3 separate regions of the Mus musculus genome follow, and regions 1 and 3 are each linked to region 2. Evidence: chromatin contacts called from ENCODE Hi-C or POLR2A ChIA-PET data. All regions are on one chromosome and are shown on one strand. The core of a region is the stretch at or near the end of the contact, and the rest is flanking DNA. Distances in the headings are between cores, read along the strand shown. Region 1 holds the start of Pi4k2a (phosphatidylinositol 4-kinase type 2 alpha). Region 2 holds the start of Avpi1 (arginine vasopressin-induced 1). Region 3 overlaps Hoga1 (4-hydroxy-2-oxoglutarate aldolase 1).

The links. A loop is a pair of places that touch in the nucleus more often than their neighbours do. ChIA-PET counts read pairs that join two places held with the same protein, here RNA polymerase II (POLR2A).
Region 1: a map of heart shows a loop between it and region 2 (4-fold over the local background). The contact joins the promoter of Pi4k2a here to the promoter of Avpi1 in region 2. A Hi-C loop is called at or near these places in 8 of 37 maps with a recorded cell type or tissue (adrenal gland, gastrocnemius, heart and 1 more). POLR2A ChIA-PET finds 5 or more read pairs at or near these places in 4 of 5 experiments (Patski and embryonic stem cell).
Region 3: POLR2A ChIA-PET joins it to region 2 with 12 read pairs in embryonic stem cell. The contact joins the enhancer-like site here to the promoter of Avpi1 in region 2. POLR2A ChIA-PET finds 5 or more read pairs at or near these places in 4 of 5 experiments (Patski and embryonic stem cell).

The regions. Positions count from the first base shown.
Region 1 is chr19:42,088,925-42,093,069 of GRCm38, reverse strand. It overlaps Pi4k2a (phosphatidylinositol 4-kinase type 2 alpha), which reads right to left and starts at 2,635. Exons shown (of 9, transcript NM_145501.2): 1 at 2,134-2,635. The coding sequence starts at 2,568.
Region 2 is chr19:42,127,721-42,131,875 of GRCm38, reverse strand. Avpi1 (arginine vasopressin-induced 1) reads left to right here and starts at 2,883. Exons shown (of 3, transcript NM_027106.4): 1 at 2,883-3,005.
Region 3 is chr19:42,067,425-42,071,373 of GRCm38, reverse strand. Hoga1 (4-hydroxy-2-oxoglutarate aldolase 1) reads right to left here. Exons shown (of 7, transcript NM_026152.2): 7 at 431-1,186. The coding sequence ends at 1,037. Among named protein-coding and RNA genes, the nearest start is that of Morn4, 17 kb to the left of the region's middle. Within about 2 kb of position 2,038, at least 1 of the 3 ENCODE cell types and tissues checked has a DNase peak (open chromatin) inside an H3K27ac peak, as active enhancers do.

The DNA of each region.
Region 1 (4,145 bases), core at 1,386-3,885, 39 kb after region 2:
TTGACCTGACATACTTCTAAATGAGAAAAAAACAAAAATCTTCCTCCTGTGGCTATCAAAAGGTCCAGGCAACACGTTACACATTACCCACTCGCCCCCCGCCAAAACACAATTCCTACCTAAGTCCCATTCTGTTCTGGAATAAAAAAGAATGAAGTCTTGCTGACTTGGCTTCTTGTGCTGGAGCTGAATCAGGGGCCTTGTGGACGTTCTCAAAGTTTTTTCCAATCCAGTTTATACCAGCGCTGTTGACAGAATGGCTCTCTGGCTTTGTAATCTCAAGGGCAGCTCTGGGTAAATGAGCTCTATCAAGAGCAGTAAGTCACAACCCACCCTGACCAGTTCCACACAGCAGCATGCAACCCATCTAACGAGCACACAAGGGGCTGGAGAGATGGCTCAGAAGCTGCCGCTCTTCTAAAAGACCCGGGGTTCCATTCTCAACACCCACATGACAGCTCACAGTCATCTGAAACTCCAATTCCAGGGACCCAACCATCCTCTGGGAAAAGACACATAAATAAAGACAAAATATCAAGACACATAAAATGTTTTAAAATAGCCGGGCGTGGTGGTGCACGCCTTTGATCCCGGCACTCGGGAGGCAGAGGCAGGCGGATTTCTGAGTTCGAGGCCAGCCTGGTCTACAAAGTGAATTCCAGGACAGCCAGGGCTATACAGAGAAACCCTGTCTCAAAAAACAAAACAAAACAGAACAAAAAAAAAAGTTTTAAAATGAAAAAATAAGATAAACAAAGAGTCCACACGGTACCCTGGAGGTTCAGGCAGGAGGAATGTGAGTTGAAGCCAACCTGGGCTACAGTGAAATGAGACAGGGTGCCTCTAGGTAGCTCCGACTGCCCTAGATCTCGTTCTGTAGATTAGGCTGGCCTCCAATTAACAAAGAACCCCCAGCTTCTGATTGCTGGGATTAAAGGCTTGGTCCACACCTGCTAATTTTTAAGGTTGCGCTTTTGGTTTTGTTTTTAAATTCACACACACACAAATGCAAGAGACCAGCTGCCCAGTGGTGGCACATGCCTTTAATCTCAGCACTGGGAAGGTACAGGCAGGCTGATCAAGGCCAGCCAGGTCTACAGAGTGAATTCCAGAGACAACTAGGGCTACAGAGAGAAACGGTGTGTGTGTGGGGGGGGGGGGGGCGATATATGGAGAGGGAAGGGAGGGAATTTTGATACAACTTTAACACCCATAATTTTAATACATATAAAAATAGTAAATTTTTAAAATGAACCATTTGGCACATCTGACAACATCAACAAGAAAGAGCTGACATATCTTGACCTACTAATCCTCTAATAGCTCTGGTCTGATCTGTGTCCAAAGTTTTAAATTCTTATGAAGTCTCAAATGGATAAAGGTCACTTCTTCGCTGCCTCAGTCACCTCATGCCCCACATTATCCTGCTTCCACACCCCCCCAGTACAAAAGCAGGCGACAGAATTAAGGTCAGCAAAACTGCCCTAGCTAAGTAAACTGCTAATATAGAACTGAAGGAAAAATTAAAGGGCAGGAGACAGTTTCGTGTTTTTAAAGCTCCACACTCTGACACTGAGGAACCATAAGCAACGATATGAACCTTTTCCCAGAAGTGAGCAATAATCAGGACAGATGACACTGACGAATCCACCCACGCTGTCACCAATGACTGCTAATAAGAAACCTGGGATCCCTACAAAGACAGCCCCACAACACAAGAGGGAATTAAATCCTCTGAGTCCGTGATGGGTCGACACACAGCTTTGGGCCAAACTAAAATAAATAAATAAAAGGTGAAAGAGAATAGGTCTAAAACCCTGAATCTGGAGGCAATGACTAGCTACTTGTCCCAGTAGTTTGAAGCTAAGGGACCGACTGGAAAGCAGCTTGGGTCAGGACTTTTCTGCCCCGTATCTGGTCAATTTCCTCTTTTCTCTTTTCGCTCACGCCTTCCCCTGCAAAAAGGTTCTGATTGATTTCTTCATCCCGCGAGGTTTCTCCACTTCCAGTCCCCAGAAGCATCCCCAATCTCGCCGGGGGCTGGCGCTGAAGTTTCTTTTCTGCACCCTTTCGATTCCCCCTTTCCCCGGTCCCAGGGCGCCGCCCCCGCTGCGCCCGCACCCCCGCGCTCACCCCCTGAGAGTCCTTGACGAAGTAGCTTCCACTGGAGCCCTGGTAGATGCGCTCGGGATAGATGCTGCACTCGATGGCAACCTCGGCCTGCCGCACCACCACCTCGAACTCGGGGTCCTCCGGGAAGTCGTTCCGCTCGCGGTGGGTCTGAACGGCGTGCGCCGCCACGGCCGCTTGGGCGGCCAGGGCCTGGGCCTGCACCGCCACCGTGTGGGTCTGGCCCTGCGCCGCCGCGCCCCGGGCCCGGTCCAGCAGGGGCTGCCGCTCCCGGTCGTGGCCGGGCGAGCACGGCGGTGACGGGCCGGAGCCGGCCGCCGCCGCCACGCGGACCGCGCCCCCCGGTACTTGCGGAAAGTGAGCTCCGGAGCCCGACGGGAAGGTGTACTCCGGGGGTTGGGCCCGCTCGGGGGACACTAGCGGGCTCGTCTCGTCCATCCCTCAGGCCGCCGGCTCGGGGACCCGGCGCGCTCCACACCAGCGAGCTCGCGGCCGTGACCAATCCGCGGCACTCCCCCACCTCCCGCTTGGCCAACCAGGGAGCCGCGCCTCCGTAGCTCCGCCCCTAGCCTGTCCTGTTTACTTGGCGACGCGTAGGCACGGCCCCTCGCGCTTGTGTAGTGGCCAATCAGAACCTGCGCCTACGCAATCGCGGCCTCCTTAGCTTTCGCGTCACCTTCTGTGGAGACCGCGCATGCTCGAGACAAACCCGGGTTAGGTACGCCCTCTGCCCTTAGCCCGCCCCAGCTTCCAATTGGCAGACAGATCTTCGGAAGCTTTTCCGATAGCTGCTTCCTTGCTAACTTATTGACTGGCTACGCTGAGCTGACTGTGAAACTGCAAAATGTCATTTTTGTGTCACTAAGCACCAGCTATGGACAAAGAATTGAAACGACAACAATGACATAGGTCACTTGTGCTATCGCAATAAGTTAAAAAAAAAAAATCCTAGTACCTCAGCCGGGCGGATGCCTTTAAACCTTTAAACCTTGCACTTGGAAGTCAGAGGCAGGTAGATCTGTTTCTTTGAGTTTGCGGCCATAGTGAGTTCCAGGACGGCCAAGATTACACAGAGAAACCCTGTCTCGAAAAACCAAAAGTAAATAATAAATGTCAGTCTTCATGCAGTTTACATAGTATGCTTTGCTCATATACTATGTAAATCTGATCATTGAGGAAAGCTTTGGTCCCTTGAGAATAAATTAGTCCGTGACTTTATTCACCTGAATGTCTAGACACAGTTGGTCCTCGTTTTCATTAATAAAAGGAAGAAGCTTTGTCCTCACTCTGTATAAGCACCACCGGAGACAGATATAAAGCTAACAATATTAGCTGAAAGTTCGCAATAGTTCATAGACTTGAGAACGTGAGAAAAGGCCGTATACAGGGTCTGTACCAAGAGCCAGCTGCTAAAGGAAGTAGCTGAATTGCAAGGGGAGAAGGGAAGAAAAGGCATACCATGCACAGGGAGCATTGCCAAAGTGAAGGAGGAAGAAGGCTAAAGCCTATTTAGGACACCCTGCTTGGCTGAGGAAAAGCAGAGCTAAACACTAAAGGCCTAGTGAGCCAGCAGAGGGCACGTGACATCCGGAAGCTTCAGAGGGCAGAGCTTGCAGGAGTGCAATGTAGAGCGCATCCACTCTAAACCTAGAGACAGAACAGAGGCTGCAGGCATGGAGGAACAGCTAAGGCACTTGCTGCTCTTACACCGGAACCGGAACCGGAACCGGAACCGGAACCAGTTCCCAGCACTCATATCAGGTGGGCCACAAAAACCTCTAAGCCTTGCTCTAGGGAATCTGACACCCTCCTTTAAGCCTTTTCAGGTACCTTCACACGGACAGGCACAGAAGAGAGAGTGACAGAGAGAGAGAGAGAGAGAGAGAGAGAAGAGAGAGAGAGAGAGAGAGAGAGAGAGAGAGAGAAACAGACAGATTCAGAAGAATAGAGAAAATGATAATAATAATAATAATAATAATAATAATAATAATAATAATAATAATAATAAGGAGGGA
Region 2 (4,155 bases), core at 1,634-4,133:
GAGGTGTGGCCCTGTTGGATTAAGTGTGTCACTGTGGATTTGGGCTGTAAGTCCCTCATCCTAGCTGCCTGAAAGGCAGTATGCTGCTAGCAGCCTTCAAATGAAGATGTAGAACTCTCACCATGCCTGCTTGGATGCTAATGGACTTAAACCTCTGAACCTGTAAGCCAACCCAATTCAATGTTGTCCTTATAAGAGATGCCTTGGTCATGGTGTCTGTTCACAGCAGTAAAACCCTAACTAAGACATGTCCCTACCTTAATCTGGGTTCTGGATGAAAGCAAGTCTTTGTATGACACTAGGGGACACTCCTCAGTGCTAACCTCCTCTAAACAGGGCCCCATAAAGCTACAGAATGGTGACCCAGATTGTAATCCCAGAACCCTGAAGGCTGAAGCAAGAGAATCTGGAATTTGAGGCCTGTCTGAGCTACAGAAAGAGACGCTGGCTCAAAACAAACAATCAGGGTCCCTTGTGTTGGTAGTTACGGTTGGTTTCCTGCACTGTTGCGAGATTCTCAAATATCCCCATTTCTGGCAAGGTTTCTTATGGCGCCCATGCCTGAGGGGAGTGCCCTGCCTGCTCATCAGAAACACTGAATCATAAAGCTGTGGGGAAGGAAACAGCCCCATTGTGTGGCGAGCACCAGCAGGAGCCTGCAAAACTGTCTCCACCCAGCCTTAGTCACATCTGACCCAGAGGTCCCAAGTCCCAATTCCAGCATGGGGTATCCATCTGAGCAGGTGGCATCAGAACCCCCAGGTCCTTAAATATGGATATGCTGAGAGTCTGAGAAGCACAGCCTTCCGGTTTAAGAGCCTGCGGTCTCTCCTCAGCCTGGCACTTCCAAGCAGCACTTAGAAGGAACAAACATTGCTAATTTCTCTTGCGAGATCTTGCACTTGGATATCTTTTGTCTATCATTCTCTCTTCATTTCCCCAGGACTTAAAAAAAAAGTAAACAAACCCTTTGAGACATATTCTTTTGTCGTGTGGTGCTGTGCAGAGGGACAAGGAGGAACTAGTCACCAGGATGAGGAAGAATAAAAAATTCCCCTTTACCCTGCAAAAAGAATCCCACGAAGCTGATGGAACATTTTGAAGTTTCTCTTTACGTGTATTTTTTGCTTGAGTATATATGCACCGGGTGTGTGCTTGGTACCCTCAGAGACAGAGAGGGGCATCAGATCCTCTGAAGCTGGAGTTACAGAAGCTTGTGAGCTGCCCTGTGGGTGCTGGTTAAGTGCTCCTTAACCACTGAGCCTTCCCTCCAGCCCCCTTCATCTCCTCCCTACCTGGGAGTTTTATAGAAGAGAAACTAAACTTAGAAGGTCAGCTTTGACGTGAGGGAAGTCAGGAAAACTTTCTGCTTGCACCTGCTGCCCAGACAGGCATCCCTCCGGACATTTCTGGACAGGAGCACAAGCCCCGGATGAAGGAAATCAACATCCCTCCAGGTTGACAGCTGGACCTGGTGGTACAGCTCTATTATGCCAGCACTCAAGAGGCTGAGCCAGGAGGATGGAAATTCCAGGCCAGTCTGAACTACAAAGTAAAACCCATCTCAGTGAAACAGAAAGGCAGCCGGACAGATAGACAGACAAGAAGTGGCACACAGTAGCTCAGGGACGGAGCATTTTCTCAGCATGCTCACAGCAGTGAAGAACTAAAAAAGAGCCTCACAGATCCCCTGCAGTCATTTGTCCTTTCCAACCCGGCTTCCTTGGAACTGGTGAGACCTTCTGAAAATGCAAATTTAGTGCCACGCCACGGTTGTTGTTGTTGGTGGTGGGGAATAAATTAACCCTTGTAAAGGGCTGACCACATTATAGTCACTCTGTAAAGACTTGTAAAGACCGCAGAATGCCTATTCATAAGTACAAATCACTCTATTTCCTTGCTTATAGAGCCTCAGAGGGGCAAATGCAAACGTCACTGCCTACCTACATCCTCCCACCATGGCTACCTTGCTATTTATAGCGGATCTCCAGGCCTTATTTTATCCCTCTGGAGAAAAGCCGTCCTGGCTCCAGCGTGCTTTCTTCCCTCTCTTCCTTTATTCTGCCCAGGCCCATTCTTCCTCGTTCTAAAAACGTTAGCTCCTTTCTTTACTGGTTATGCTCCTTCTTGTGGCTTCCAGGACCTCTCAAAGATGCTTCCTTCCTCTTTACCTTCTTTCAACTTCATGTGATCATGATTGTAGTCACATACCAAGTGGTGGTTCAGTGTTAGCCTCTGTCGCTAGGCTGTTAACTACCTCAAGGTAAGGGTTGCAGTTCTCTTACAGCCCGTCAAGGAAACTGAACTGGAAAGGGTCTCAGTGAAAGATGTCCAAAGAGCTGTTAAGTTCTCCTTAGGTAACCAAACTGGCACAGTCGCTACAAGATTTGTAAATCATTCTGAATGCAGGCCCAGGAGGCCCGGGAGGTGAAGGGAGTTTTAGGAACTGTAGGTTATGAGGATCTTAACAGTGAAACCCTACGCCACGTGCGTTGGACTCGACCCAGAGAAAAGGGGCACTTGTCACGTGTACCCTGCAGGGCCCGCGGTCTCCAGCCGCACCCCGTGTCAGGAATGCGACCCCGCCCCGCCTGCGTGCCCGCAAAGCAGAGCCCGCCCCTGGGACTGACGTCAATCAAGGGGGCGCCTCCAGGCGTGGGGAGGGCAGGTGAGCTGGGAGGATGGGGAGGACCCGGAGGACACGCCCCTCGCCGATACTCCCTAGATGATTGGACTCAAGGAATCTCCGCACTGGGTTTGGAGGCGGGCACGGGAAAAGGGAGGGATAAGGCACGCCCCTCCCCCCTGCAGCAGCTGATTGGTCCGCGAAGGCTCCGCGTTCGATTTGGCGAAGTTGGCTCGGCTTCTCGCTCTAAGGCTGTGACCGAGGATTGGCTGTTGAAGGGGCTCGGAGCACTTTCTCTGAGGAACTGTGGCCGTGATCCAGGTGGCCCGGCCAGGCTCCCGGCTGCGTTCCGCCTGCCTCGGGCAGCTAAGGCAACCAGGTAGGTAGGCCACGGTCCGGCTCAGCTGTGCGTGGGAGCGCGCGGGCCGACGGTCGCAGCTGGGAATCCGCTGGGTCTCACATCCTAGATCCACTTAGGGGCTTCTCTCTGTCAGTCGCCACCTTTGAGCCCTGGGGCTCACTGTGGTGGGGATGTCGTCCTGTAACTTCGGCCAAGATATCCTCTCTCAATCTCTTAGCCAGCCAGTCACCTCCGCTTGGCCTTTGTGATCACTTTCAGGGCAGGAGCCCAGAGCTGCGCTCGCCCTTTTCCCAAAGCCCGAGAGAGGTTACAGTAGGCGTCTTGGCCGCCGGATCCCGATTGGGGTCTCCTGGAACTGGCAATAGGTTGACCCGACACCGATCTAACTTCCCAGAGGGCTCTACTCTAGCTCCGCTTGCTCTAAGTCCAGCGAAGAGGCTGGCGTGGGAATCCTGTCTGCGAATCAGTGGCGACCTCCAAAACCCCCAGACGAAGATGGCACGGTCTTAGAGGTTTCAGAACCTTCTGCCCCCACGTTTCTTTTGACCACCTTCTCAGCCACCTGGAAAGAATGAAAGTAACACTGGTAAGGCGCCCAGGTCTGACCACCTGGTTAATAGCCTAAGATCACCTACCAGCCTTGTGGAGTTGAGCAAGTCACCACTTCAAGAGGTCAGCTTTTTCATCTGGAAAATGTGTTTAACAATAGTGCCCGCTAACAGGGGATTAGGATGCCACCTGACAGGAGGACCAAAAGGTCCTCAAAAGTGCTCTTCTTGCTTGACGCAGCAAGCTTCCTTCTATGTAGCCATGGTTTTAAAAGTGCACAGATGAGCCTGTCTTTGAAGCCCTCTGAGTAGTTTGTACGTCAGTGCTAAATTAACCACGGCCATGGTTCTATATAGTCTTGTTAATAGCTTTCTCTTCGCATCATTTTTCATTCAACCAATGTACAATGTTGAGTGTCCACAGTAGGCCAGGTACTAGGATGGTCATTCATATTTCATCTCTGTACCCAGTGAGGATTTTCCCTCTCACTATTTTGATTGATGAACAAAGCAAAGGAAAAGTGACTTGTCCAAGGTCACTCAGTGGTCAGCGTCACTGCCACCTTAGGGGTTTTGAATTCTTTCAAAAGGATCTTTTCCTTGCTCTGTTAGTTCATTTT
Region 3 (3,949 bases), core at 789-3,288, 60 kb after region 2:
GGTTGTAGACTCTCCCTCTGTGACTAAGGAGAGCTGCTGAGGCCAGATGTGTGTCTGATGTGTGTCAGAAGTGTGTCAGCATGGAGGCCCAGAGCGGCCATTGCGAGAAGCTGTGAAAGCGAATCCTGGAACCCCCGTGATGTTGGAGATGCCAGAGTCATGGGATACTGGCTGAGGAAAGCTACTGACAGAGAGTGGAACCAGCCCAAGAGAAAGAAGCATGCTGTTCTCAACAAAGCTGAAAAGAGTTGGAGATCTAAAGAGCACTTTGGCATCAGCCGTGGAGATGCCGAGTTTGGAGTTTGCCCAGCTTGTTTTAAGGCTTGTTTTGGTCCAGTATCTTCTAAGTTCCCATTTCTCCCTTATGGCACAGCAGTGTATATTCCGTGACATTGTATGTTGGAAATATCTGATCTGTTTTTTTTTTTTATTTTGATTTTACAGTGAGCCTCAGAAGAGACTTTACACTTTAAACTTTTAAGCAGTCTTCAGACTGATAGACTACGGAAACTTTTGAACTTGGACTGAATGCATTTTGCATTATAATATGGCTACAGGGCCTATGAGGCCTGGGACGGAATGTGGTGGTTTGATTAAGAATGCCCCCCCCTCAAGTTAACATATATAAATGCTTAGGGAGTGGCACTATTTGAAAGGATTAGAAGGTGTGGCCTTGTTGGAGGCTGTGTCACTGGAGGTGGGCTTTGAGGTTTTCAAAAGTCCAAGCAAGGCCGAGTAGCTTTCTCTTCCTGCTTCCTGTAGATCTAGATGTAGAACTCTCTGCTTCTTCTTCAGCACCATGACTGCCTGCAGGCCGCCATGCTCCCTGCCATGATGATGATGGACTGAACCTCTGAAACTGTAAGCCAGCCACCCTTAAACACTTTCTTTTATGAGTTGCCATGGTCTTGGCGTCTTTTCACAGCAAGAGAACACAGACAAAAATAAGCCCTAATTCCTAATGCCCTGCTGCTCCTCCTCAGGCTGTGGGAACAAAAGTCCCAGATAGCTCAGGCCAGGCGTCTCCTGCTTGTCATTAAAGCCAGCCATTGTTGCTGAAATCCAAGCGCAGTGCCTCCTCCTCTGTGGGGCTCAGCTCCTGCAACGGGGCGCGGCAGGGACCTCCATAGTAGCCAAACCAGTCCATGGTTTTCTTCAGCCCTGGTATTCCAAAGCGCCGGGTCACCTGAGAGGAAGCACTTGTTAGAAAAGACTGCCAAGCCCCCACCTTCACTTCTGACATACACCTACCTTGGCATCTGTTGCTTCCTAAATCTCCCACCCTCCTGTAAGAAACCATAACCAGTGGCATCCAGGGTGCATTGAGGATCCAGATTGGACCCCAGAAGCTGGTCAGGTATGGAGAGACTCAGACTGAAGAAAGACATTCCCTGTCGGGTTTTAGAAGAAAATCTTCTTCAACAAGAAGAAGGCTGGGGACCAGAGAGCATGACCTGTGCCAGGTCCCTGCAGCACAGCAGATCTGGTTAGCAAAGAAGGGGACAGCTCTGAGACAGCCTTGGGCACACCCCAGACCCTTAGTCCCCAGCATCAAGGTTCCCCCTAACACCCACAGCTTCTCCCTGGCCCTATTTAAATGTTCTCACAGAAAGCAATATTATTATTGGACAAAGGAGGTTTGTTTCATATTTGTATGATTTATTGCCTAAGCAACTTCTCTCCCCTAGAAACACGAAGGAGCTGAACAACATGGTCACTAAGGGCTTGCGTATCACAGTGGGGCACCGGCAGCTACTGTCACGGAAAAAAAACCATACAGGGGATTTTACAGATTAAATGCAGCATCCAGCTTCTTTCCTTCTGTTATAGCAACTGATCAGAAATAGTGGAATGACTCTTTGATGACCTAAAAATCAAGAAAGAACTCATTGCTTAATAAAGTTCTGTTTGGGGCGGGGAAAGGAAGCTTTAAGAGGTTACGGATTTCATAAAGAGTAAAAACACTGAGCCGGTCAGTGGAGAAAGGTTAGGAGGGATGCCGGATAACTGGCTTGCAGCTATCCACCACTAGAGGCCAGCCATCTTCAGCAAATATGTCTTCCCACCCATGATGTCTTAATTGCCTGCCTTTTAAAATCCGGAAGCTTCGTAAGTGGCAAAAATCTCCCAAAGAAGATAGAACCATGCAAGACCTGGAGAAACCTTGATTCTACCACGGATTTCCAAAGGTACGCCATGTGCTTCCTTCTCAGCCCTGGAGAAAGGTTTGGGTGGCAAAGTCCTAAATATAGCTGGGGCAGGAGGCTGGCTGGGTGGGAAGGCAGGACATCCCCTTGGACAAGGACAGGTCAATAAAGTGACATCAGGCTGCTGTTGGAGTATCTGAGCCTACAGTTCAGGCAGCAGCAGCAGCAAGGGGTTCCAGGCATTCCTGAGTGTGTGCCCAGGGCTGGCATATGAGAGCATAGCCTGAAGGGTGGGACAGGATAGGGTGAGATGACCTCAGAGAGCTTTAATGGCAACCGGGCTTTCCATCTTCCTGGAGGGGCAGCCAACTTCGCTTCCTCTGTAAAGTGAGATGGTATCTACGCTCACCCATAGAGAGGACTCCAACATCAGATGAGAAAAACGCCACAGACAACATCGCAGTGGTCCCAAGATCCCTGGAGGCACCACCTCCTCCTGTCCTGGCAGGATGCAGATGTGGGGCCCTTCTCTCATGTGGGTAGGTGGGGCGGGAGAATCATGTGTTCTCCCCAGGGGAATGACCAGAGTGTCCAGGGCAGCCTGTGCCTAGCTTAGCTAGAAGGCTTTGTCTCTACAAGTTCTCAGAACCTGTTGACACAGTCACTTCCGGGAGAGGCGCCACATCCAGGAAGAGGCGCCACATGCAGGAAGAGGCTTGCTCTTCTTCTCAGCTGTCTCTCCTCTAAAACAGAGGAGAGGACCCAAGCTAGGGAGAAGACATAGAGTTCATCTACATCTTGCTACAAAGAGTCGGCTACCGTGTACTGTACAGATAGCTTGAATACGTGCCTTTGATGCAAAATTAAAAAAAGCAAAAATAAATCCAGGTAAGGCGGGCCCAGTGGCACAGGCCTCCCATACCAGCAAGTCAGACGGCTGAGGCAGGAGGCTCACAACTGCTTGGCCTGCCTGGGTTATAGAGACAGTTCAAGGGCAGCCTGGGCAATGTTTTGTTTGTTGGCTTGATTTTGTTTCTAAAAACGAATTTATGGAAAAGAAAAGATGTTTTAATGAGTTTGTTGCCATTAAAACCAGGAAAGTAAAATGATAATAATTTTTTTTTTTGTTTTTGTTTTTGTTTTTTTTTTTTTTTTGGTTTTTTGAGACAGTGTTTCTCTGTGTAGCCCTGGCTGTCCTGGAACTCACTTTGTAGACCAGGCTGACCTTGAACTCAGAAATTTGCCTGCCTCTGCCTCCCAAGTGCTGGGATTAAAGGCGCGTGCTACCACACCCGGCTTGATAATAAATTCTTAAGTATGTATCAGATATTTAAACCTAAAGTAAGTAATGTCCTCGGTTTTATATATCCAATTTGCTAAGTATTCTTTTCAACTGTGAATGTTCAGGGTGGGAGGGGTCACAACCTGGGAAATGACTTAAACTTTCACATTTAAGAAAGTAGAGGCATTTGTGTTCATTTTTTCCGATGGCCACAGATGAACACTCTGGGCATTACAGAAAACAGGCGGACGGATCTGTTCTGGGCGTCTTTAATCCCAGAACTTGGGAGGCAGAGGCAGGTGGATCTCTGTGAGTTGCAGGCCAACCTGGTCTACAGAGTGAGTTCCAGGCCAGCCAGAGCTACACAGAGACCCAGTCTCAAAAAACACAAAGGAAACTCTGAAAGATAAACTGGAGAAGGAAGAGCAACTAGAGGGACCTCAAGCCCAGACCCAGCACAGTGGGGAGTCCCCTGGTTCAGAGGTAGGACTGAAGTCAAACCATAAAATTCCAGTGGGCA